5 separate regions of the Mus musculus genome follow, and all the other regions are linked to region 5. Evidence: chromatin loops called from intact Hi-C (ENCODE). Cell type or tissue: left cerebral cortex. All regions are shown on one strand. Region 1 overlaps Eif3h (eukaryotic translation initiation factor 3, subunit H). Region 2 overlaps Gm19303 (predicted gene, 19303). Region 3 has its middle 75 kb from the start of Gm19303. Region 4 overlaps Eif3h (eukaryotic translation initiation factor 3, subunit H). Region 5 has its middle 4.7 kb from the start of Gm34503.

The links. Hi-C counts contacts between places; a loop is a spot of excess contacts. Peaks named below come from ENCODE experiments on the same cell type or tissue, not always from the same donor. Only the 100,000 strongest peaks of a DNase experiment are listed, where the experiment ranks them.
Region 1: a loop joins it to region 5, with 2.3 times the contacts of the local background. A loop is called at or near these places in 2 of 42 quality-filtered maps.
Region 2: it touches region 5 in a loop (2.8-fold over the local background); 3 of 42 quality-filtered maps call a loop at or near these places.
Region 3: it touches region 5 in a loop (3.0-fold over the local background); 2 of 42 quality-filtered maps call a loop at or near these places.
Region 4: it touches region 5 in a loop (2.5-fold over the local background); 2 of 42 quality-filtered maps call a loop at or near these places.

Annotation. Positions count from the first base shown.
Region 1 is chr15:51,821,100-51,826,099 of GRCm38, reverse strand. The region is part of intron 2 of Eif3h (eukaryotic translation initiation factor 3, subunit H); the gene reads left to right. Among named protein-coding and RNA genes, the nearest start is that of Eif3h, 42 kb to the left of the region's middle. In left cerebral cortex, no CTCF peak of the experiment used is centred here; DNase peaks (open chromatin) are centred at 2,393 and 2,784; H3K27ac peaks cover 601 bases.
Region 2 is chr15:51,387,608-51,392,607 of GRCm38, reverse strand. All of the region lies in intron 1 of Gm19303 (predicted gene, 19303), which reads left to right. Among named protein-coding and RNA genes, the nearest start is that of Gm19303, 5.5 kb to the left of the region's middle. In left cerebral cortex, no CTCF peak of the experiment used is centred here; DNase peaks (open chromatin) are centred at 1,055 and 2,037.
Region 3 is chr15:51,468,350-51,473,349 of GRCm38, reverse strand. No RefSeq gene overlaps it. Among named protein-coding and RNA genes, the nearest start is that of Gm19303, 75 kb to the right of the region's middle. In left cerebral cortex, no CTCF peak of the experiment used is centred here; DNase peaks (open chromatin) are centred at 1,067, 1,375, 2,029, 2,749 and 1 more place; H3K27ac peaks cover 220 bases.
Region 4 is chr15:51,831,637-51,836,636 of GRCm38, reverse strand. The region is part of intron 2 of Eif3h (eukaryotic translation initiation factor 3, subunit H); the gene reads left to right. Among named protein-coding and RNA genes, the nearest start is that of Eif3h, 31 kb to the left of the region's middle. In left cerebral cortex, a CTCF peak has its summit at 2,406; DNase peaks (open chromatin) are centred at 501, 1,477 and 2,364; H3K27ac peaks cover 436 bases.
Region 5 is chr15:51,593,973-51,598,972 of GRCm38, reverse strand. No RefSeq gene overlaps it. Among named protein-coding and RNA genes, the nearest start is that of Gm34503, 4.7 kb to the right of the region's middle. In left cerebral cortex, a CTCF peak has its summit at 3,119; DNase peaks (open chromatin) are centred at 644, 883 and 3,118; H3K27ac peaks cover 569 bases.

The sequences.
Region 1 (5,000 bases), 230 kb before region 5:
CTTAGTCTTGGGGAGCGGTTTTAGACTCCTGTTTTTATTTTATTTTTTTTTTAAAGATTGATTTATTTATTATACATAAGTACACTGTAGCTGTCTTCAGGCACACCAGAAGAGGGCATCAGATCTCATTATGGATGGTTGTGAGCCACCATGTGGTTGCTGGGATTTGAACTCATGACCTCTGGAAGAGCAGTCAGTGCTCTTAACTGCTGAGCCATCTCTCCAGCCTGGGAAGAGGTTTTAAAAGATGGAACATTCTATGTTAAAGACATATCTATAAATTTCTGTTTATGTGACAGCCGAGTTGCGACAGTGAAGATTTATTCTTGTGTTCAGATGAGGATTAGTGAAGTAGCCTCATAGGCTGCTCCACTAAGCATTCAGTGTCTACTTTCAATGCAGTATTGGCTTTTCTGCTCATCATCATTGTGTGTGGTGTCGTTTGAAAGTGTTCAAAACTTCGTTTCTAGGGGGGAAAACTGCCAAAAATGGAACCCTCTAGTCTGAGGGAAGATAATGCTAACCCTGTACTCAAGTCATGAAGAGGCAAATAACCAAACTTTCTAACATAAAAAATGATTAAGGAGCCAGGCAGTGATGGTGCACGCCTTTAAGACCAGCACTTAGGAGGCAGAGGCAGGTGGATTTTTGAGTTCGAGGCCAGCCTGGTCTACAGAGTGAGCTCTAGGACAGCCAGGGCTACACAGAAAAACTTTATAAGGATTTAAAATACAGTTTTGTTCAAATTAAGCATTGTGGTTTTTGGTTACTTTGTAGTCCAAATAATTTAGTATTTTGATTTCCTTAGATATTACTCCATCAATGTCACACTAAGTCCTAATACCTTAGTTTTCATGAGACATCATTGCTGCTTAATTGTGTGCTTTCTAAGCACAAGCCCTCTGTATTTGAAATACTGAAGTATTTGAAACACAAGATTCAAGTGTTGGGGAAATCTTCTCTACAAAGTTACTTAGACATATAGATCATCTCCATTTTATTACTAAGCAGAAAGAGGTACATAGGAAATATTTTATTGCTACATAGTTAAGTTTTATGCTAGATTGAAGAATTTGAGCTTTATGAAGAAAATACTACCCCATAGGTTATAAAGACCAGTTGAAGGCCTGATGTTCTCCTTGTATCTCACAACTGAGATACAAACTGTGCTGCCAACCAAGAATTAAAATCCACCTGCTGCAGAGCACAGGCAGTTACAGTTATTTGTGCCGATTTGGATTTACAGTCAGATCGTCCCAGTGTGCTCCATGGTTTTATAGGATGGTGGTGAAGAAAGTGTAAACCTTCAGCTGTGTGCTGGTTCGTGCACATTTACCTCCTGGAGTTGGCAGAATCAAACTGTCTTAGAAGAAAAGGATTGGCTCTTGACTGCTTCAGTCTCTAGGTACTTAGAGAATTGTAATTGGCTAAGGAAAGCTAGGGAATTGGGTGTAGCCCAGGCTGAGGGTCTATGTGTACATTTCCCTGTGTACAGTGAGCTGGTAATGTAGCTGAAGATTAGCTTTGCAGTAGCCTTTTGATTCTGTTTAAGTGTCTGAACCAGTGACACTGTTATTTGGTTTTTTCCCTCGACAGTGGTATTTTAGTTTAGGAATGAATTCATTAGATGTAATTATATGAACATAGTCTTTTAAATAAATGTTTTATAAGTGTCATAATATGAGATGTAAATATAATGAGGCGATGAGAAATAGGTTTTCTTTTTCAAAGGACAGATTTTACATTTCCTGATTTCTCCTTAATTGTTCTACAGACTTCAGTTTTAATTAAGTCTCAGTCACTTACTCTGCCAAAATACTCTCCACGTGTGCTAAGCTCTAGTTAGGTTAGACTATAAAACAGCATTTCCTTTTTTTTGTAACGTAGTAGGGTAGGTGGTCCTTTCTTTGTATTATAATATTTAATTGGTCCTTGCCATATTGTTGCTTTTACTTTGACATGATCAAGGTTGTGAAAGTATGTGTAGTTAGTAATCTTATCATCCCAAGGATTCTTGGGGAAGTTTTATAATATGTAGGTGAATGGCTCTTTTCTCCTGATTTCATTTACTCCATGCTACTAGAGCTGTGTAAGGCTTTTGCTGAATTTAGGTAGTTTGCCTGTGATACATAGGATACTCCTTTATCTGAGGAGGACACGTGCCAGTACCCTTATAACCATCTGAACCCATGCATAATATTGACGATGTATACTTGTCTTAATGTCTGCGCCTGTCATGGACTAGGCATAGTAAGAGGTGAACAGCGAGCAACAGTGAGGGAGGGCATCTCTCGCTATGTACTGTTACCAGTACTGTTAGGTAATGTTTCAGTGGTAACTGAAAAGGCTGAAGCTCCCACAAAAAATAAAACACATCTATTTTAAGAGTCTGCAAGGCTGATTCACCCATTGGGACATGATCGTAGACTTGCAGTGTTGCAGAGTCAGAGCCAGAGTTACCTTGGGCTGTCTTTATTTCTCTTCAGAGTATTTGGTGCTTACATTGAGCATTTAACCTAATGCCATTGATTTCTGCAAACTCCAAAGTAAAGAATGTTATCACAGTCTCTGAAACCCACTATAGCCCTGTCTGCTCTGCTGTAGTCCATCTGCCTCTCCATCCCTACCACTGTGTTTGGAAACAGTGCTGACATATAACCTGTTATTCTGTAACTAAAATGTTATGCTTAAGCACGGCAAGGAAATGCACAGTAACCGGTAGTGAAGTAGGGCAGCCATGTCAGTGGGCAGATATGTGACAGTCACGCTGCAACATGGTGTAACCGGTAGTGAAGTAGGGCAGCCATATCAGTGGACAGATCTGTGACAGTCACTCTGCAACATGATGATTCAGTATTTCTGGGCCATGGTTACTCAGAAAAAATACTCTCTAAGCTGTAGTGAGAGCTGCGTTTGGGTCTGATGGTAGTTGTTCCACACAGTGGGATGGTTCCTGCACAGAAAGGCATGCAAATTAAAATGTGAATGGTTTCTGGGCTTTCCATTTAGTATTTTATACAGACAGAGAGGAGGGTTATTACATGTGTTTGCTTAGACCATTGTCTGTTCTGTACTTTGCCTCAGCAGGTAAGGGGATGTAGTGCTAGAAAGGACTTCTGAGGCCGCTATAGGAAGTAGGCTCTTATTTGCCATATGGCATGAACAAAGAGACTTTATATTAGTGTTCGCACCAGACCTCCCTGCTCAGAGTGGACTAATGTGCAAGGGCATTGTGTCGAATCTGTCAAACCTTAAACATCAGAGTAGAAACTGAAGATGTCTTCTGTCCTCTCTTTCAGGTAGGACATTGCCTTTGGAGGATTTTCCTCTGTCTTTTAGACAGTTCTGATTACTGAGAGTATAGCATGTGAGGGGAAAGGATGAGTCTATGCTAAAAGACCAAAAGGACAGACACTTCTTACATTTGGCGGCTTTTAGAGTGTCCTTAGCGTTGGTCAGGAAGCCTCCATCCCCACACACTCACTCGGTTGAAAGCTTGCGGGGAGGGAATATAAGCTGACAGGTGGCACTTTATATGATTCTGTCGCTGATAACTGCGGGGTCTCTGTGCTAACCGGTGGACACAGTCTACAAATGATTGTGGTTTATGGGAGACGAGGAAAGCCATTCTTTTTCTGAGTGCTACTGCTTGCTCTCCTTAGGGATCCCCCGCCCTGTAAGATATCAGTAGGATGGAGATGCTGCTCAGATCTGGGGTGGCAGGACAGTCAATCATTTGCATGGGACTTTGGGGGTTAGCTGAGATTTGGGACTCATTCATTTGCTTATCAGGCTTTTCTCTGTGTGCAGAGAAGTGGACTTATTTGTTTACATAATGTAACATTCTTAAGTTATTTCCTCCCTGTTTCTACTGCCTCTGTTCTACTTAAAATGGTTACAAAAATTGAATATTTGCTGTGTCTGATTATATACACTTTTTTTTTAATCTACTGAGACTTAAGAAAAATAGCTCATTAGAGTCCACCGTAATTCAAACCCAGAAATGGCATTTAGGATCAGAGCAATATTAAGGATTGATAAAACCAGCTATCCCTTTCTTAGGCTTAATTCCTGCAGGACAGCCTTTTCAGAATGCACCCTAGCCTAGAACATTCCATCTTCACGGGATTTCTGGGTTTATTTCTGAGTGTGTTGGGTGGTATTGGATTAAAAAATTGAGAGAGATGAAGGAAGGGGTAAAGGGTTGAAGGGATAAAGGGAGAGTAGTTTTCCTTAAACTGCACCAACTGTTTCTGTGCACTCTTTCGTGTGGCATGTATCAGTAACAGACCCTGGCAATCCTGTGAGAGCTGTTGGTGGTTCATCAGAGTTCTGTTTAGGTCAGCCCTTTCTGTTTACTCCAGGCCATAGAGCATTAGGAAACAGAGTGAATGGCGGTCCATCCCAGAGAATGACCTGGTCTTCAAAGGCTGATTTCTCTTGCTGTGAATTTGCTTTTATTTCATGTGTGGGTGCTCATGTAGCATTGGTCCTAGTATGTCTTGCTTCTTTGATTCAGCATAACATTTTCTTTTCTTTTTTAAGATTTATTTATTTATTACATGTAAGTACACTGTAGCTGTCTTCAGACACTCCAGAAGAGGGCGTCAGATCTCATTACAGATGGTTGTGAGCCACCATGTGGTTGCTGGGATTTGAACTCAGGACCTTTGGAAGAGCAGTCAGTGCTCTTAACCACTGAGCCATCTCTCCAGCCCCTCAGCATAACATTTTCAAGGTTTGTCCTATGACAGCTTCTCAAAAGAACTCAGACGCCATATTATAACTGCAAAGTTTCTTTATGTCATGCAATCTGTTTGTTCATCACTTGTTTGATGATTTTAGTTGTTATCAACAATGCCGTTATAATGCCTGTTAGGTTAAGATTGTATGGATATAATGCTTTCATTTCTCTAGAGTATATTTCTGGGATAAAAGGGCTGGGGTACATGTTAATTAAGTACACGGAACTAAGGAATTGCCAGGTTGTCTCCCCGAGC
Region 2 (5,000 bases), 210 kb after region 5:
ATTTATGAGCTGACAGCCATGCTGTGTGAACACTTAGAATGGATGAGTGGGCTTTTGTTTCTAGTTTGGTCTGAGAAGGAAGTAATGAAACAAAAGAATCCCATCTTTTAAAAATTCACGCACAGAGTATTTTATTTCTCCTGCAAATAGCTACTGCTCTTCTACTCTTATGTTCCAGGTTACTATTGAACTAGTTGCTACTGAATCTTTTCTAGAGAGTAAACCCTGTGCTAACCATGAGGCCCCCAACCCTTTAGAGGGAGTGTTGTGATTATATCCATTGAATGAAGAGGAAGTGAAGCCTTCAAGGGGTTAGGGAATTTTATACAAACAGGATCTGAATGCATGATATCCTGCTAAAATATGAATTCCTATGATTGATGTGATACTACACTCATTGGAAAAAAAAGACTTCTTGCTAAACACAGTGGGAGGTATATGACTCAAATCCTGATCTCCAAATGTTATTGATACTAAAAGAAGCAGGGCCTTAGTGCAATGTTGTCTAACAGAGATAGAATATTGTACATATCAAATGTCTCTGTGTTTCAGAATCCTCATTTTTAGATAATTTCTCCTGGTTATTTCTCCTGGTTATTGTAAATGGGGGTTAGGTATTCTAAAATATAAGTAAGATAGCTGGGATAGCACTTGATGACCTGAGAACTGTCAACTGTTTATTAGTGTTTTCTTTTTAAAATGTTCACTACTTATTAGTAGTAATGGTTATTGTGAAATTTCTATATAGTAAACCTACTGTTAATCTCACCACCATCTATGTGGAATATAATATACCGTCCATGTTCTCTTCTATATTTTCAATTGAGTGAAACTAGCTCACACAAATGATCTGCCAGTTAGGACATGAGATTTCTGTAGAGTGATTCTTTGATGTGAGACATAATAAAATACCAAGTTAAGAAAAAACTCTAACTCCTCTGGAAAGAAATTGAGTGTTATCCATGGTGGAGGGAGCAGAGACTGTCATAGGCAGCAGAGTGAAAGCTCATTTGGAGTAGCTGAGGGGGAGAAAGACTCACAGCAGGCATCTCAGGGATTTCATGACTCATGTCTTCTACTGGGGATGGAGGCAATCATATCTCCCTTACTCCTCCAGAGCGTTGCAGATAGTCACGAAAGCTTGTCAGTGGGTTAACCTGTTCTCTGTGTTACCAGGGATGAAGGCAATTATATTTTCTTTGCTTCTCTACTGGCCATAAAAGTAGTCATGAAAGCTTGTCAGTAGGTTAGTTAACATTTTTTTTTTCTGTAGTTGTGAAAAAGAAGAAAGTAGGAGAAAGGGTCTCTCAGGATCTGCTGTCCCCAGAATGGACAGCTAGAGCCCTTTCATTTTGTATTGAGAATCAAGTCCGCTGCCTGAAGGGTAGAAATCAATTTTCCCTGGCATTTTTGTTCAGAGAATATGTGTATGAACACAGAGAAATATGTATAAACATGGTTTATCTAGGAAGAAATGGAAGCCTGCACACGTGTTATGGATATATTGAAAGATGCAAATTTGAGAAAAATACTCTCCATTTTTATAAAAATACAAATGGATTCTGTTCTGCGTTTCTTCAGAGACGTCCCTAATCCATCCTTAACCCATAGCAATGCTAATCCTGCAAAAATTCAACTAAGTGAAAACTGAAAATTAATGTAGCTATTTGATTGAGATGGGAGAAAAACAGACCAGAAGATACGAATGTGACTTGGCAGCTCTTCTTAGAAGATGTTGAGAGTCTGAGTCTACTAACGTGTCATGCCACGGACTATGACCAAATTGTGAAGATGAAGGTGTGATTACTGTCCTTTCTTCTTAGATCCCATTTGTTACATGTCTCCTTAATCTTTAATCCTGTAAAGACAATTCATAGAGTCAGGGCTACCTGAATAAGAAGCAGAAATAACTACACCAAAAGTGCCCAGTCTTTTCTTTCTAAAGTCCTACGCACTCTGAAATGGTCTTCCTTTTAAGATTGCAAAAAATAATTCAGTTGCCTCCCATCACTATCCATGGAAGGGGACCATTCTCCACCTCCCACGGCTTTCTTTGTTTGGAACTGTTCACTCTTGGCAGTAATATTCTTAAACCAGGGAAGAATGAAGAAATTTCACTGTCTTGGTAAAATTACCTCATTTAGGAATAATTGGTATTCACAGAAGAGATGCACATTTTCATCCACCTAGTAATGAACAAATTAACAAGACACCTACTGAGTTGTGTTAACACAATTGCCAAATGTAAAAGGAACTAATTACTAACCACTTCATCCAGACAAACTCAAAACTGCATTCCTAATGGGCTTTGTGGCTGACTTGATGGAGACTATGGAGAAAAGAAATGAACAGGTGCTTGGTGATCAAAGTCTGTCCTTGGTGATTATTCTGGAAAAGGTACTCGCTCTTCAAGATTACAGAGACTGCATCTAGCCTGTCTTCCATGGGGTGAAGAAGTCTACAATATTTGTTCTTTCTTTTCAGAGATAATTGTGGATCATCCATATAATAGCATTTGAAGCATGTGCAGATGGAGTTTAGAAATAGTCATCTTTTATGTAAAGATTTAGGGAGCAAACTTATGTAACTATTGGGTCAGCTAGGCACATTCACAAAGCCCTGATGCCTAAAATAATTTCATCCAGGGGACAACTGATAAAGATGAAAGCAGGATTCTCACATAAATGGTGCATTTTGGTATTTATTCAACTCAATCAGGCTGGTTATTATTTTTCCAGATTCTTATTTGACTCGTCTTTAGAGATAAGATATAATTGCATACGATAGATTTATTTTACTTTGAACTGACAATAAACTTGTGGAATTTTTTTATTTAATTTTAGGATTACTTAGGTTAAATCAAACACTTTAGTAATTTAAAAAAGAATGGGTGGCGTAGGATAATGAACAAGGTCTATCGACCCATGTATCCCTCCCTCCATCTAGCAAATATTACTGGCTTCCGACTAGGTGTTAAGGAATTCTAAAATAAACAGAGACAAATAAACTCTCTACTCTTAAAAACACAAATTCTGGAACATATGACAGGTAAAGGAATAACAATGAAGAAAGGGAATGAAAAAGATGATGTCAGAGACTAATAACTGGGCTGAAATCCAAGGAAGAGGCGGTGTATGAAAGAGGCATGGAATGGAGAATGGGAAGTAGTCTGCCACTTTAACCAATTTGCACAGGTATGGTGGTCTGTCAATGTTTCCACTACCTTGACGTGGTCCCTGTATAAGTCTGTCTATGTTTTTTTGTTCAATGGAATAAGTTGGTTATAACTCAGTATCAAAGACAAAACTACACAGACAGTTAGCTCTCATTGTATAAATACACATACATTTTAGGGACTTGGAAGGAATGGAAACTTGTATAAAGGCTTAGCTATATAGTATCTCCTAGTAATGTCGGAAGGTATACCCATAAATTCTTGCCCACATGATTGCCTAAACATGGGCTGAATAAGGATAACAGCAATAAATATGCTAGCAAGGATGAACAAAAGCTGCAAGCCAAGACACAGAGTAAAGGCAACAGGAAAATGCTGAGAAGCTGAGAAACTGTCTTCCTCAGGAAAAAGCCTGTAAATTGGTTATCCTATACCACAGACTGAGCCCTAAAAATATGCATACAAATGACATTACATAAGCTATCTATCTATCTATCTATCTATCTATCTATCTATCTATCTATCTATCTATCTATCTATCTACCTATCTATCTATCTATCATGGTAGGAATTAGTAAAAAAGACCCAAGAACTTATAACAGAGCATGGAGAATGGTTTAGAGAAAAGAAAAGTAACAAGAGAGTAGTGGTACTGAACCATCCTAGGCCACAGCATGAAACCTTGTCTCAGAAAACCAACTAACCAATAGTACTATTTGTTTCCTGGGTGATTTGGTATGTGAATGAATTATTCAGTGATTAAAGTAAATGAAACTATGCTCTTGGAAATTATTTCAAACATTAGGGAGTCACGTCAAGGTATGGCTGGAAACCACAATATCATACACACCTAACTCATCATATAATTTTTTCAAAGTATGGGTATAAAAAGACATTGGAAACTTTCTCAGGATTGGTCTCATATGAAGGATGTGTTTTTTCAGTAGGTGTGCACTGGAAGAGTTTTGAATTCTCCTTCTAAGATCAGGCAGAGCACCTTCTGTAGCTGGGACCACCAGAAATCAGGCAACCAGAAGAACATTTTCTTTGGGGTAAAGGAGAGAGATTAAAGCAAGAGAAATGGAGTCACTTAGAAAACCACTTAGTAAGTTGGTAAAGATGATGAGGTGAGATAAAGAGCAATTGACCAGGTTTGAAATATCTGGTGGGTGGCTTCGGACAACCTATTTTCTTCCCTAAAGCGAAGCTCTGAAAATACAGAGAGTATTTCATGGCAATGTTGAGTTTAGAAAAAAGGACAAAGTTTTTTTTAAGGTGGGTACCCTCTCTCTTTATACACACCTACCAGAGGTTCATGATGTACCCAGGAATTAAGAGACTAGGAAAGACCCAAAAGATAAAATTCATATATCATTGGGTTTCCCAAAAATGCAATTTTTGGTTAAAGAAAGCTATGATTTGAAATGTTTATTAAACTATAAACCTTGATAAGAGTTTTAATGTTAATAGATTCTCTTATAACACTTGGAAAACGTGGTGAATTTGAGCTGTGTTGGTCCATGACTTCAATACCAGTACTGGAGAGACAGAGGTATGGGGATCTCTGAGATCAAGGTCAGCCTGGTCTACAGAGCCCTACTAAAAATACTTGCTTCATTGGATTTAGAAGCAAACAATTTGCAAACTTTCCCTTATGATCACGGTTGACATATTTTGAAAACAATTTTTTTTCTGACAAATATAGGGTTAGGATGCTGAGGAGAAATATGATTTTATTATTCTGTTTAGAACTTCACAGTTGGGTTTTCTCTACAGAGAACATGTATGCAGTCTCTAATCACATATCCTTTACAAGTGCTTCTTC
Region 3 (5,000 bases), 130 kb after region 5:
AATATGGAAAAATAATAATATTGGCCACCTCAGTATGCTTATCTTATCTCCACATATAATTTGTTTAAGAGAGGTTTCGAGTTAGGTGGCCCTTAAATTTGCATCATATGATGGGAATCATTGAAGGAATTATTGTTAGCTAAGTGCCAGAGGTTTAATGCTGTAGAGGCTGCATTTGAAAGATGGCCTGTCTGTCAAATGTCCTGTCATGTGGTACAGGAAAGAAGAGAAATTGTAGACATTATCAAACTCCATGTTGATTATATCCTGTGGACAGATAACAGGGAAGTAAGTACCCATGACCTCATGCTATGTGATCTGTCATTTTTCCTTTTGATCAATTCTTTAAATTAATCTCGTCATCAAATTTCCCTATTTGTCTGAGTTGGGTTTTATATGGCCAAAAAATGCTTGATGTGGCTGTCTAGAGGAAATAAATCCAGTATGGTGAGGGAACAAATACTCTCAAGAATGACAAGACTCCTTTTTTTTCCCCCTTTCTTCTTTTTGGCTGTTGTATTGATTACACATGACCTGAACCAACTCTTTCATTTTCATCTTTTCATCTCTGAACCAGGGAGAGCAGCAACATTACTGCTTGATGTTACTGTTGGAAAACATTGACTCTTTCTGATTGCGGAGGATTGTAAGAAATCATTGACTAAAACTGTAGAGATTCTCATTGCTATTTTAGTTTAAGCAACATACTGCCATACGTTGTATTTTAATTACAAGCTAGGTTTCTAAATGCAGACTGTAATTTGATAAAATATCTGTAATGTAGGCAAGCTACTATAGCTAAATACCCTTGCCATTTGTTTATACATATTGTATGTATACATGGGTACCATATGCACAATATGGTGATTCACAATAGGTCTAGTCTTCTGAGGGAGCCGCTTTTTCAGAATGGTGTTTGTAGTAGTAAGAACTATTGCAACAATGGTTTTGGGAAGAGTCAAAATGTGCATCTTGTCTTCACCTGCATCCTCATGACGATCCTGCAACGTCAGAGCTGGACTAGATGTGTTGTTTCACAAGTTGTAAATTCTCATCAGGATGGCAAAACACCCATTTGTGGGAACATGAGTCATGAAGAGCAGAAGGGCAACAGGGAAGATATGAGATGAGTCAGTGAACTGGAATACAGGACAAGTATCACATGCAGCAAGAAGTAGTTTGCCCTTTGGTTCATTTAAAGTGAGAAGCCACAGACAGGTTTTCAGGTGAGTGTGATATAAACTAACTTTTTTTTTTTTTTGAGAAGTGTTGTAGGATACTGTATGAAAACAGCTTGTAGAAGTGTTTGGGAAAGCATAAATAATATCCAGGAAGTTCCTCAGGCAGCTTCATTGAGAAGGACATAGATGACCATTTCTTCAGCCTTCCTTCTACCACAGTACCCATTGGTGTGATATTGAAGTGTCTCTGGGCTATTTTAACATGTTCACAAGCCACAGTTGAGACAAGCATATGCTCTTTTAAATATAACCTGAAAATGCATCTTCCAAATGTTCCATTATATAAATGAGAGATCATTATTTGATAATTTTTTATATTTGTTGCAGAATCAAAGAAATAGAGGTTAAAAACTAATTAGATAGGCAACAAATTGATAGAAATAAACAATAAGATTAGACAATATCCCAATACCAAAAACTGAATGATTTAATGCTCATTCACTAATTAGGCAGAAGAGACTTTTGGTGTACAAGTAAATCGATAGTTCGCGGACAATTTGATTATCTAAGAAATGAAATGAAGTTCTCCATATGACTAAATTAGGAAACTGTAAATTTTTTACTATTGGTGAGATGAAACATAAAAATTGTGCCATTTTCAATGAGAACATCAGCAATAGACTTCTCAGAGAGTCTTGATGGTTTGAAATATATTTAGGATAAGGAATTAAACTGTTCCAAAAGAAGTATTATACCTTCCCCACAAAAGAAACTAGAAATAGACCTTCCCAAACTTGACAGAAGTCTCACAGTACCATATGGCTGCAAGGCTGAACTAGAAAGCTGAAAAGAACAACTTAAGTCATAAGTTACAGCCTTCAACCTACTCGAGGAAGAGTGAATTCTCATTGTCTTTACCCAAGGCTTCACAAAGCTGCTGTCCTATGAAGAAGTGATCAAAAGGCATTTGGCCAAAGCATAAAGAAAAATTTATAGAAGTGTATGAATATGTCAGTGAATAAAAATAACATGCTTTTGCATTTTCATACATATACAGTGATTTCAATAGTTTAAGAAGTCAGGGGTTAGGGAGAGCTGGGGATGCAGCTCAGCTATGGAGCACTTGCCTTTCAGGGGGAACACTGATAAGTGATGGAGTGCTTGCCTCTCAGCCTTGATCCCTGATTCAATTTCTAACACTAGATTTTTCAATTATGTAATTTCCTTGCTCACTTTAAGTGGATGTGTATATATGAATATGTGCATTTGTCTATATATACACATACATATATATAGACATGCATATATAGACATATATACACATGCGTACACACACACACACACACACACACGCACACACACACACATACACACACACACACACACACATATTTGAAATGTAATGAATCCAGGTTTATTATACACTTTATTTAAGTCTGTTCCCTCAAATACACAAACCTCAGATGCCTCAAAACCTGGGTCTCCCTTTTAAACAGAGTTGTGGCTGTGTAGGTGGAGAAAAGAGGAGATGGGGGATGACGGACTTTTGAGGAAAACGGTGTGATTAATCGTCTTGAGAGGGTAGAACAGTTTCCTGGGGATGGATGAATTCTAGCTAAGAGGCAAAATGAACCCTTTAAAGTCACACAGCTCAGCTTAACTGGTTTGTTAGGCTACCTCTGCTCTGTGGTCACATGCAAATCTCTTGTTTCCTTAGGGTGGTTTTAAGGATTGAATCAGACAAGACCCACAGAGTAGGACACTTCCAATAATGCCAGACATACTGTTGAATCTTCTAGTAAGTGTTGCTATTATAAAATAATGAGGCTTATTCCTTTCATATGTGTAGGACTGAAAATTAGGAAAACCTCTATTTGCCAGTCTGTCTACTGAACTCACTCCACTATTTTGTTTATTTCCAAGTTTTCAAGGGATAAAGGACTTTTCTCAGTACTGCTCCCTGTTCCTTATTACTGAGTCAGCATATTAAAAGGGTGGGTTCTCGAAAGCAGCTGTGCACTTTGGCTGATTAGCTTAGGGAACATGTCAGAGGCATGTTTGATGAATGTACATCTCTGACAGACTCAGACACTCCATAGCAGGTGGTTGGAACCCTTACTTTCAAGTGTAGTGGATGAATAGGTCACATGTCTAATGATGCAAGATCACTAAAAACTTCTAGGACATCAGGACACTTCTCAGATAATCTGTCAAAGTTTGGACTCACTATTTTATGTAGATTTAAAGGGCGGAGTATTTGAGATGAATCTATCGTAGGAGTGTTATTGGACGAGTGTGTTTTGAAATTTGTCCAGTGTCCAATAACTCTCTTAAGTTCTTTTTAGCTTCTTAGTTATGCCTGCAAAACTCAGTTATTTAAGTGAGAATAGTCCTTTGTATTGCTTTGTGAGGAAAATCTCATAAATGTCTTTAGTTTCAAGATGATGTTTTAAAGTAGTTTCTGGTGCATCATCTACTAAGACCCTAGCTCTCATTTACATCTAGTTCTGTGAGAAGAGCATTGAAGGTTTTCAGATCTTCAAGCTGAAGCTTCGATCATTCACAATTGTTTTCCAAAGGAAAACTGGAGAGCAAAAAAAATGAGGTTCTGTGGAAATGTTCTGTTGCATTTTTACAGCTAAGATGACTGCCTATAGTCTCCGAGGATAGCACCTTTTAACCCTTAATTTGGTAGGTTCCTAGAACTTGTGGTTTGCCAAATTTATCCTTGCTTGTTCTTTTGTTTGTTGGGGATTCTGCTTTCTGGGTCTCTCAGTGATGCTAGCACCTGGCACAGACTTCAGTTATATTTCTTATCCCGACCTTTGCTCTCCACTTTCTCTTTAAGGAGCGTGATACTTTCAATACCGTGCCAAACATCTTATTTTCTTTAGTAGAGCACATGTTTCCACAGGAGAGCCTCAACTCACCTCTTCTTTTCTTTTTTCTGTTTTTGGTTTCTCGAGACAGGGTTTCTCTGTGTAGCCCTGGCTGTCCTGGAACTCACTCTGTAGACCAGGCTGGCCTCGAACTCAGAAATCCGCCTGCATCTGCCTCCCGAGTGCTGGGATTAAAGGTGCCACCATTGCCCAGCTCAACTCACCTCTTCTACAAGTAAAGCCAAACCACTAGGACTACTTCTGAGGGTCTCCCAGGATGCAACCTGAGTCTGTCTGAGATGAAGCCAGAGGAAGACCAGAAGAGCTACAGGACCACAGCTATAATGATTCCTTTTTTAAAAAGTACTTTTTGTTTTGTTTGTTTGTTTCTATAAATAAGACCTTATATTTCAAGTGTCTCATTTCTGTATAAATTTGTTCAAAGTGAATGATGTAATAAAGAAGATATGCTCCTATAAGTAGCATTACAAATCAAGTATTTCTTGTCCAAACTTATACTGAGCAGACAAGTAATTGCTTCTCTCATTGAGTCTTTGAATTTGGACTATTTGGAGTGAATTATTTTTGTGTTACTTACTATAAAAATACAAAAGAATCTAACTAAATCCAAAATAATTAAATTCCAGAAAGCTCCCAATGATTTTGTATTGGTGTCATTTTTTTTCTTGAACTTGAAATACATAACTCTTGCTGCAAATTGTTCTGAATTATGACTGAGATTTTATATATAGATATTTGTAAGTATGGGTGTGTGTGCACGCATGTGTGTGCACTCACATGCATGCTTGTGTGTATGTGTGCATATGGAAGCTGGGAACTAATATTGTGTATTTTTTTCCCAATGGTTCACCACTTTATATAATTTTAAAGAAATTTTATTTTTATGTGTATCTGTGTGAGTATATGCTACATGTACATG
Region 4 (5,000 bases), 240 kb before region 5:
GTGAATTAACCTTTCTGCTTGAGATTGCTCCCAGGGAGCTTTCCATACCTTCACTGTTTTCTCACCTGAGTCTTACTTAGTACCTTTGTAGAGACCAGCAAGCTTCGTTGGTACCCTTTATCTGCTTTCTGATGTAGTGAAACACAAAAGCAGTGTTTATTTTGACCTAATATAGTATAGATTTATATACCCTGAATCACTTCCTGGCCATGCTCTTGTGTGCATTTATTTACCCTTGTTTTTTCTAACATCTAACTGTTAGACATCGTTTAACATGTAGGCAGCCTCTGCTTGAATAAGGAGAGGATTGAATGTTCATTTCAGCAGTCTTTGCAGAGATACGTCCACATTATTTCTATTTGACAGAACTAGATAGGTGGTGATGCTGTACAGACGTGTTTTATAGCAGGTAAGTTTAGAGCCAGCAAGTAGGAGTCTGACTGCAGAGCTAGTTGGAACTCTAGAGATTTCTGACCTGCCGTTAGCCTGAGCAGGCTGCAAGGATGACAGCAGTAGCTGCAGCTGGGCCTCTGCCAGCCATCCTTACTGAATCTTACTATGGGTTCTGTTGGGGAAGGGGAGGACTGCACGGGTCTGCTCCTTATGGAACTTGGCTGTTTTGAGCAGCACATTTGGCTTGAAGCACGGAAGCCTAAGAGATGATGTTAGTTGTTAGGTGTTATATGATGTTAGAGGACAAAGTGAAAACTGATAAGTGAAGATGCTAGATTCATTTTGTCTGTCTGTCTGTCTGTCTGTCTGTCTGTCTGTCTCTCATCCATTCATCCAAAGTAGGATGACAAATAAATATTAATTCTGTGATTTAAAATTACTATATAACAAAATAATTTATTCTTGAAATTTTACAAACGGATCATTCTTGCATTGTATTAGTAGTATATTAGTAGTAGTGTATTTTATTCTTTTCACCTCATTTGATAGCAACTCCCGGTGCTTTAAATGTGCTTAGTGAGTTGTTTTGGTGTTTGTTGTTTGAGACAGGGCCTCGTGTAGCCAAGGCTGCCTAGAAACCTTACTGTAGCTAAGGGTCTTCTCAAACTCATTCTCCTCCTGCCTCCTTCCTCGGCGCGAGGGCTGCAGACAGGAGATGGACCACCACCTATATTTACATAGTTTTAAAGTGTATTACTAAAGTTCCTCGTATTGTGAATTATTTCTCCTTAAAATGTTTTATTTTGATTTATCATATTTCTATCAACTCAACTCGAGCTCAGTTCTACCTTCAAAACAGTAGAAATTTGGTACTAGAACAGTGTGAAGGATTAGGTGAAGAACAGTGAGGCGATGCCTTGATTTTCCTCTGGTGCTTCAGTAAGGAAAGGGATGGTAAGGAGAGGACACGGCATACTCAGACCTTAGTGTGTCTAGGTGCTTCCTATTGCTTCACAGATTCTGGGTGTGAGCGGCAAGCCAGACTGCTCTTTCTTCAGAGTCACCCATGTGTTTCTTTTCAGATTGTCTCCTACAGGGCGTTGACTAGAAAAAACACTAGTAGCTAATTATGGGAACTGTACAGGCAGACTTAATAGTTCTCACTTGGGAACTATACATTTCCATTGAGAGACATGGAAAAGGAGGTCTAGACTGAGCTTCTCTGTGGTTCTGGTTTCCCCTGCTAGTTTGCACATTTGTGATATGGATCATATGGTAAGTAGGGAATTGAGGAAAGAAGCACAAGGTTAAATTAGTGGCGCATCTAGAGATGGGAGCTCCAGCTAACATGCCTGTGCACGGAGATCCAGTTGAAGAGAACTGGACTGATCCTGCTAGTTTGTCAGAGACGCTGTCAGTGAGTGGTGCAGACCTGAAATCAGCTTACAGTATTCACTTAAAGCATTGCCATAGCTGAAGTCTGTGGTTGTTGAATTTAACCTAGATTTCAGAAAATGTAAGTTTATGTGTGTGTGTGTACCATACTCGTTAAAGATCCAGAGCAGCTCTAAGCTTTACATGAACCATAAAGTAGTGGTGGTTGAATCAAGTCAGCTCAGGCATTCTGAGCACAGTCTCTGGAAGTCAACACAGCCTCTAGTATTGCTACCCAGAATGGAGAAACTAACTGAAGTATAGATTAAGCCGAGTAGAACAAGTTCTTATTAAATGCCACTGACTGCATCTGCAAATAGCTCGAATAGATGGTTTTATTTAACGGAAGAAGTCGGTGCCTGACTGATGGCACAGGCTTTCTCGAATCCATTGCTTTGCAGATGACTTAAACAGACAGTACTGATAAAGCCTGTCATGTGAATTTCCTTCTTTACTGAGTACACAGTATGGTTAAGTGATATGTTGTGCAATGCTTCCAATCTGCTGCCTCTGCCATCTGGGCAAACAGAATGAAAGAAAAGAAACGGATCCCTCTGCTGTAAGGAGGCTGTGTGAACACTGGGTGCCACTCGTGGCACACTGAGCTGTGGCAACTGTCTTTGTGACTAGTGTAGGTAGCTGTGTGTAAAATGGAGGCCTGTAACATGCCCAACTCTCACCTTCCCTTTGGATGGCCTGGAACCCGTGGTTGGGACAGAGCAGAGCCACGTGGAAAACCTTCACGCCCAGAGGAGAAGGTACACAAGGGCGCATTACTGCACTGTTTTCAGCCAGTCCTTCACCCTAGTCTAGTGCCAAGTCTTCCGAATGGTTTGTTTTTACCAATGTTTCAGGGGGTGGGGTTGAGCTGGTGAAAGAAGGCAGATAAATTAAAATAATTTCCTCCTTTTTAAAATCCAGTGCTGCTCTAAGTCCTTGAATCAAATGTTGAGGTGGATGTAATAACTATTGGCACTTCAACATCACCGTCGTGAAATCTTTCTGGAACCAAATTATGCTCCCTAAATTCCCTAAGACATTTAGTTCCCATTTTAAAAGGCAGCAGTACCTATAGCTGGGAACATTGCCTCCGACCTTTCAAGTTGTACCGCCGGGGACCTTTGAAGGATGAAGTATTTGGAGCAATAATACACTTTTGTCGGGGCGACGTTCTCATTTGAATCTTAGGGCTGTAAAGCAGGTTTGTGTGCTTATGCTTTTCATGTCGCTGCTGCTTGTTATCATAAAATGTGTGAGCCCTTACTCTACTCTACTAACCATGGTCATCTGGTTGCCTCCCTAGGACGTAGCAGAGCCTTGAATGGATGCTAATAGTACAAAGCCACTGTGGTTTCTGAGGCTTGCCAATCATGGCTCCAGTTCTGAAACATTCAAAATAAAACCCACTCTTTCTTTTTACTTTGACTTTTTACTTTTTTTATTTTCTTTTTGAAAAAAGAGTTGTCTTATCAGAAAACATGGTAATTTCAGCAGATCATTAATGGGAAGGAATTAATAACAGAAAGTGGTTGTTGACCCCAGGAAGTAGGTTAAATAGTGCAGCGTGGTAATAAGGACCACATATGATAAGGCGAAGGCACCTGGGTTTTATTAGGCTGCTTGATACTTTGATCACAATATTATTTCAAGGCTTGTCTATTTAAATTGCTAAGGTTTCTTGTCATCATGATTTAGATCACAATTTCTTTCATTGCAAAGAGATTTTCTTTTCTTTTTCTTTAAAAGAAAGATTCTGGCCAAGCCAAAATTTGGAGGAGGTGCAAGTTCAACAGCTAGAATAATCTTAGAACAAGAAAACCATTGCATAGAGACTTGAAAGCCACCGGATACCAGGTCCATCTGACTTCTCCATAGCTTTTGCCTAGACCATAATTACACTTCATATGGTAGGGAATGCTATAAGGATGACTGGAATAATTCAATTAATTATTGTTTGATATAAATATACACATTTGAAACATATTTCATGTTTCGAGACGGCACTGAGGTTCTCAGCTTTCCCTCCCAACTGCTAAGTGGTTTGATGAACATCTTCAAGAACGTATGGAATTATTTTTAACTGCTTCAGCCATAATGACTGAATTATACTAATCACAGAAGTTAACTTGCTTGATAAATTGTCTTGCCTTTGAACCTGAAATCTTTAAACTTCAGTTAGCTTAATGCCAGTAAATGAAATTTTTACTCATCAGGACCATCAGCGTTTCCTTCCACTGATTTTCTTTATCATAGAAGTAGTCTTTCACTGCTATTTAATGGTTGTTTGTTATGTGTTACAGCAAATGCCTTAGCTTGAAAAAACATTTATTTTCAGTAGTGAAGAAAGGAACGGGAAGGGTTAATAATTTAAGATACTATTATTAGCTTAGTAGTAACGATGGTCATTCAGCAGTGTTTAACATTTATATGTGATATGCTTTGTACATTTATTCACATTCCCACTAATTATCATTGTTTTGATATTTGAGTACCCTGTTATAACTGCTATAATTTTACTTCAGTGTTTCCATTTCCCTGTGTAACTTAAGCCTTGTTAAAAGCATATAAGAATTTAAGTCCCCTTTGATTTGCCCTTGGTAGTAAAAGGAATATGTGGACTTGACATTCAGTATTATTTTTTATTTTCCCTAATCAGAAAAAAAAGAGGAAAAAGTAAAATTAAGCAAAAGACTTGAGTATTGGAAAGGTTGCTTACCAAGAGCTATGATTCTTGTCTTGAAAGTAGGGTCCTATTTTAACTTGTCATGTACAACTTGTTGAATCAGGAAAGATGAACTTGAACAAAAGATGGAGGCATAGATTAGGGACATATATTCGATACAAGCATAGAATGAGAAGATCTGTCAGGGAAAGCAGAGATTTATTTACCTTGGAAATGGGCTGAAAAAATAGTAAGTAGAGCCAGCTTCTGGGATGCTTGAAAATGCAGTAGTCAGTCGGTATCTAGCATTTTGTGGCTTGGGGAGGGCCACCAGAAGGAAAGGAGAGCTTGAAAGAAATAGTTAGTAACCGTAGGTGGACAGGAGGAGTTGGGAGAGCAGAGAAGGTGGACTAGAGGTTTGCTACCAAGTAACTCCAGTGTCCAGAGTTAAGTTTTTGTTCATTAGCCCCTTTTAAAATATTTCATATAATATACTGGTTCAGTGATAAGT
Region 5 (5,000 bases):
AGACCCAAAATACCTTATAGCAGATGGAAAGCATTCAAGTGCTGAGTTTAATGTAAGAAATTGTAGGAAAAGAAGTCATGAGTTTGTGAGAGAAAAAGGGGGTAGGGCATATATGGGAGAGATTGGAAGGAGGACAGGGAAAGTTGGAAATGATGTAATTATATCCTCAAAAGATAAAAACTACTTTAAAAAGAGAAATAATACAGAACTATTTAAGAGCAGTGGCAGCAAATAGTGGCACCTATTTTGGAGCCTAGGTCTTATGTAGGGAAATTCAGAATTGTGGCTTAAATTCAGCCTAAGTAGGGGAATTCAGAATTGTGGCCGAGGCTACAAACTTTTAAGATTTGTGGTCATATACAACCTACGAAATAACTGATATCTCTTAAAAACCTGTTTCTCAATATTCTTCAGCATAGTCTCACCTCTGCTTTAATCTATTGTTTTGATTTTTCTTCATTTGTATTTCTTCCCCCATGTCTTCCTGAGGACATTTGTGGCACAGTCCCAATCTTGGCTCACTGAGAGTTCATCTGCTTCTGATGGCTGCTCTTTCTCCACCTAAAGTCACAATCTGTTCTTGGAGGACATTCTCGTTTGTACAATGACTGACTGTGATGTGGAAAGGGACAATTGTAAAATCCGTTGGAGGAATGAGCAGCTGGCATGGAAAGAGTTCACTAAGGCAAGATCCTATTTCTATACATGTGTCCTTAATAATAACAACGAATGGGTAGGGGGTAAAATATGTGGGAAGGGGGCAGAGTTGTTTCGGAATAGCTAGTCTGAGGGAGTACATATGATGTCAGCAATTAATTCAGGCCCTACATTCTGTTTTCCTATAAAAATCCTATTTTAGTTGTGGTATCTTTGACGCATCTGCTGGCATAAGCAGGATATATGCCACAAATAAAAATTCAAAAATATCTCTTTCTTGTAGAACTTGGAAGCAGAAATTCTGAAATGGGAAGAAACCTACTGAGCATTCAAAAGGATTCCAGGCCCTTTCTCATACAGACAGCACCACGGTGCTACATTCAGGCACATCTGAGGTGCAAGCCCCTGGGGTGTTGGGTAATGAAAAGGAAGATAGTGGTAGCTGGAGTCCAAGCAGGCTCCACCACTGAAAACCCTGAATTGATGTACCTGGAAGAGATATTGATGCCAAAAAGAAAAGAGAAGTGTGTTTGCTCCTCCAAAACAGAAACTCAGAGCCTTTGTTTTCTGCTAAAGAAGGCTGGAAGCTTGCTGGGTGCTGGGTAAATTATTTTAATATCTTTTCCTGGAAGTGGCATGAATAGGCTGTACTGCCACCAGTGTGGTGACTGTTTCACACCATCATACCATCAACTGATGGGCTGGCAAGCTATGTTTGTACAAGTGTACTCTGTGATAGATGGTCCCACAAAACGAAACTCCTGGCATGAGGGAAGCCTTAGCTTAGTCTGTAGAACACTTGATTAATGGGCACAGAGCCCTGAATTCAGCTTCCCACTGTTGCATAAACTTGATGTGGTGGCATATACTTATAATCTCAGCACAGGGCACATGGACACAGGAGGACCTAATGTTTAAATTCATCCTCATCTATGAATATAGTTTCAGGCTATCATGGAATACAGGAGATTTTTCTCTCAATAAACTAGCAAGCAAGCAATCTAATCAACTAACTAATCAACTAACTAACCAACCAACCAACCAAACAACCAACCAACCAACCAACCAACCAACCAACCAACCTCCAAAGTCTCCTAATGATTCCTTTCTCAGAACATATTCTTGTTAAGTGATGCAGGACTATAACTGAAACCCAGGTGGTCTCTTTTCAGAACAACTTTAGATCTAGATGGACAGATTACATTGACTGAGGTGGACTTTAGTGTTGACTTCCTTGTCCCACTACATCCTATTACAGTCAAGGACAGAATTCTGAGCTTTCAAGTGCTGCATCCATTGATTTATCGCCCAGCATTGTCTTCACACATGATTCCAAGAACATCCTAAAACTTAGGGGGTGAGCCCAGAGGCAGATAGATGCAAAGAGGAAGTGTGCTATCTATCTGATGACTGTGGAAAACCTGACGAGGCACATAAATTGCTGGGAAGGGCAAGGGGCCCAGAATCTCAAAGCTAATCCAAAGAGTATTGTGACCAGACTTTCCCATCAACTTCAACAGTTGGGAAATATAAAATAGGGACTTTTTCCAAACATAGGGTGGAAAACTTCCTCAAGGGCAGCACTGGGGAGCCCTTCTAAGTCATAGTAGAGGGAAGGAGGGAGGGACCCAAATGCCCAGGAAATGAGTTCGCCAGAAAATAGAGATGTGGGTCTCAGGCCATCCAGGAGCCGTGGAAGGCAAGGGCTGTGGTGGTAATGGTGGTTCTATAAGGATATAGCTGAGAAAACAAAGAAATCCATGAGTCTCAGAAACAAGGCGGAGAAAATTTTCTCAAAAATACAAAGAATGACAGAATCTCTGAACACAATAAGAGAGAGAGAGAAAAAAAAAGCCAGGTCTAGAATGTTTATGAAGATTTGATTCACTATTCACATCTACACAATATCAGAGAGACCAGTTCTCAACCATTTGTACTATTGTCCTTAATATGAGGTTGTGGTAATGGTAACATATGTCATCATGGAACACAGATCAGAACCAGGTGCAGAAGGTGACTAGCAGCCTGCACAGACCACAGACCAAGACTGTAGAGAGAAAGTTAAGATCTTGGATAAGGACTCCTCCATATTTCATGCTGAGAAATATCTTTGTGTTCTGCTGAGAACTAACTTCAAGATAACAAATGTTAATTATATTTTCATCTAATGTTCATATTGTTGAGCACACAATTACTTGACTAACAAATATTTTCATAATCAGGTTCATTTTCCCTCCTCGCTGAACACTTAGGGTCATCTACACAAAAACCCTGTTTTCTAAGCACAATACAAGGGCTTGTTGGAAGAATGTCTGAAACCATGGGGCTGTGACCAGTGTCTATGGTGTGGGCATCGCTGTTCCATGAGGATGGCCTGAGAGAGCTATCTTCTGGTGAGAGTGTGCTTGAACATGACCAAGACACTCTGGGGGAAAAATCTTGCAATTGCACCTCTCCACCACTAGATGATATGCATGTATAAGCAAGGCAAAGAGCCTGCCATGTTCTCTTTCCTCCTCAGTGGCCAGTGATGAATGGACAAGGTTAGGTACTTAAGAGTTTAATTAATGATGCTATTAGGCAGCATAAGCAATAGGTGAACCTGACCTGCCAGTGCTGATTGTGATAAAAACTATAATAAATCTATTGAACTCTTGTTGTTTGAGCCAGAGGTCTTTTCACTACTGCAGGTGGCTGGATCCAACTCACTGTCTGGTTTTATAAATAAAGTTTTATTGGTTACCTTCCTTCATCTGTGGTTGACTTCGCTCAACTGTAATGGAGGTGAAGCAGCTGAGACAGAAATGATCTGTATAGCTGTGCCTAAGATATTTTTTTTATCTGATTCTTAATGGAAAAGGTCTAAGCATATAAGGTTTGTGAACTCATTTAATTATTCTACTTCTATGGTTCTGGGCATGTGTTATTTTTATAGATAAGGAAATTGCTAAAAAGCATTCAATGAATCTCGAGATATATTAATTGAGAAGTTACAGCATGTGCAACCAATTCAAAAGCAATTGATGTGGGTGGGACTTGATACTACAGGATTCTGAGAATGGTTCCTGCTTCCAAGTAGGCTCTTGGGGCACTAGAAAGACAATGTTAAAACTCTTGCCATGCTAGGCCAGTTTTCTGTGTGACACAAAAGTAGATGCAGGTGAGATTGAGTAGCTACTTCGTAACACTTTCTCCCAAAGCAACATTTTCTCAGATATTAAGAAAGCAACTCCAAGATGTCAGCTGGCACAGCTGAGAAACAGGGGTTAAATTGTAATGGAAGCCTGTGTGGTCAGAGGGAGGAGTCATAGACATGGCAGGCAAAGGCAGGTTCTCTTCTTGTCTTGTTTTACTCTAATGCAAGATGCTCTTCCATGTTTCAACATCGAATCTGGGTCTGCTGTGAGGAGCTGAGGCATGAACCTGGGGGCCTCATAGTTTTTTGGTCTTCTGGTTGCCTCAGGGATTTCTTGCCCAATAGTTTATAATGAGCTGTGTTGTTTTTAGGAATATTCAAACTGCTCATTCCACACTAGGAATGGTTGGTCTTTATTATTGCTGCAATTATTTAACACTATTTTTTATTACTTCCATTTTGTGGAAGGGCTTGAGGAAATAGTTGCTTTTGAGTCATAGGTTGTGAGTAGGGGGATCCTCAGGAAAGAGGTAATTTTCAAACAATTTATTCCGTTATTCCTGCTTCCAGACCTGTGCCTTCTGCAGGGTTTCTACATGGATTCCCTGAGGTCCCACCCTCTCTTTAGCTTGAGAAACCCCTTTCCTAAATCCATCTACATTTGATATCTCACTCTCAGGACACCCCCAACACATAGCATAGGGGAGGCTGCTCTTTCCATTGTACTTGTTGATTTAGTAAGAGGAGGAGGTGTGAACTTTGATGCCTTCTTCCGGTGAAGTGGAGATGTGAGATGGGATTACAAGAGAGGGCAGGAAAGAGAAACACCGAGGCTCGAGGCTCGCTGTAGGGAACAGGGAGGAAAAGTGAGGGCTTCCATTACAGGGCTGTCCTGCTTTGAATGAGACTGTCCTCCCCCCAACACCATAGGCTATTTGAACGCTTGGTTGTCAGTTAGAACTGTCAAGGATTAGGAGGTGTGGCCTTGTTGGAGGTGACATCACTGGTAGGGGGTGGGCTTGCAGTTTCAGAAGCTCTCACCATTTCCAGTAAGCCCTCTCTGCCTCCTTGTGGATAAGGATGTCTTAGTGACATGCCTGCTGCCATGCTCCCACCATAATGGTCATGAGTGAATGCTGGAGTTCTGATCCACAGACTCAATGCTTTCTTTCACAAATTCCTTTGGCCACAATGTCTGGTCATGACA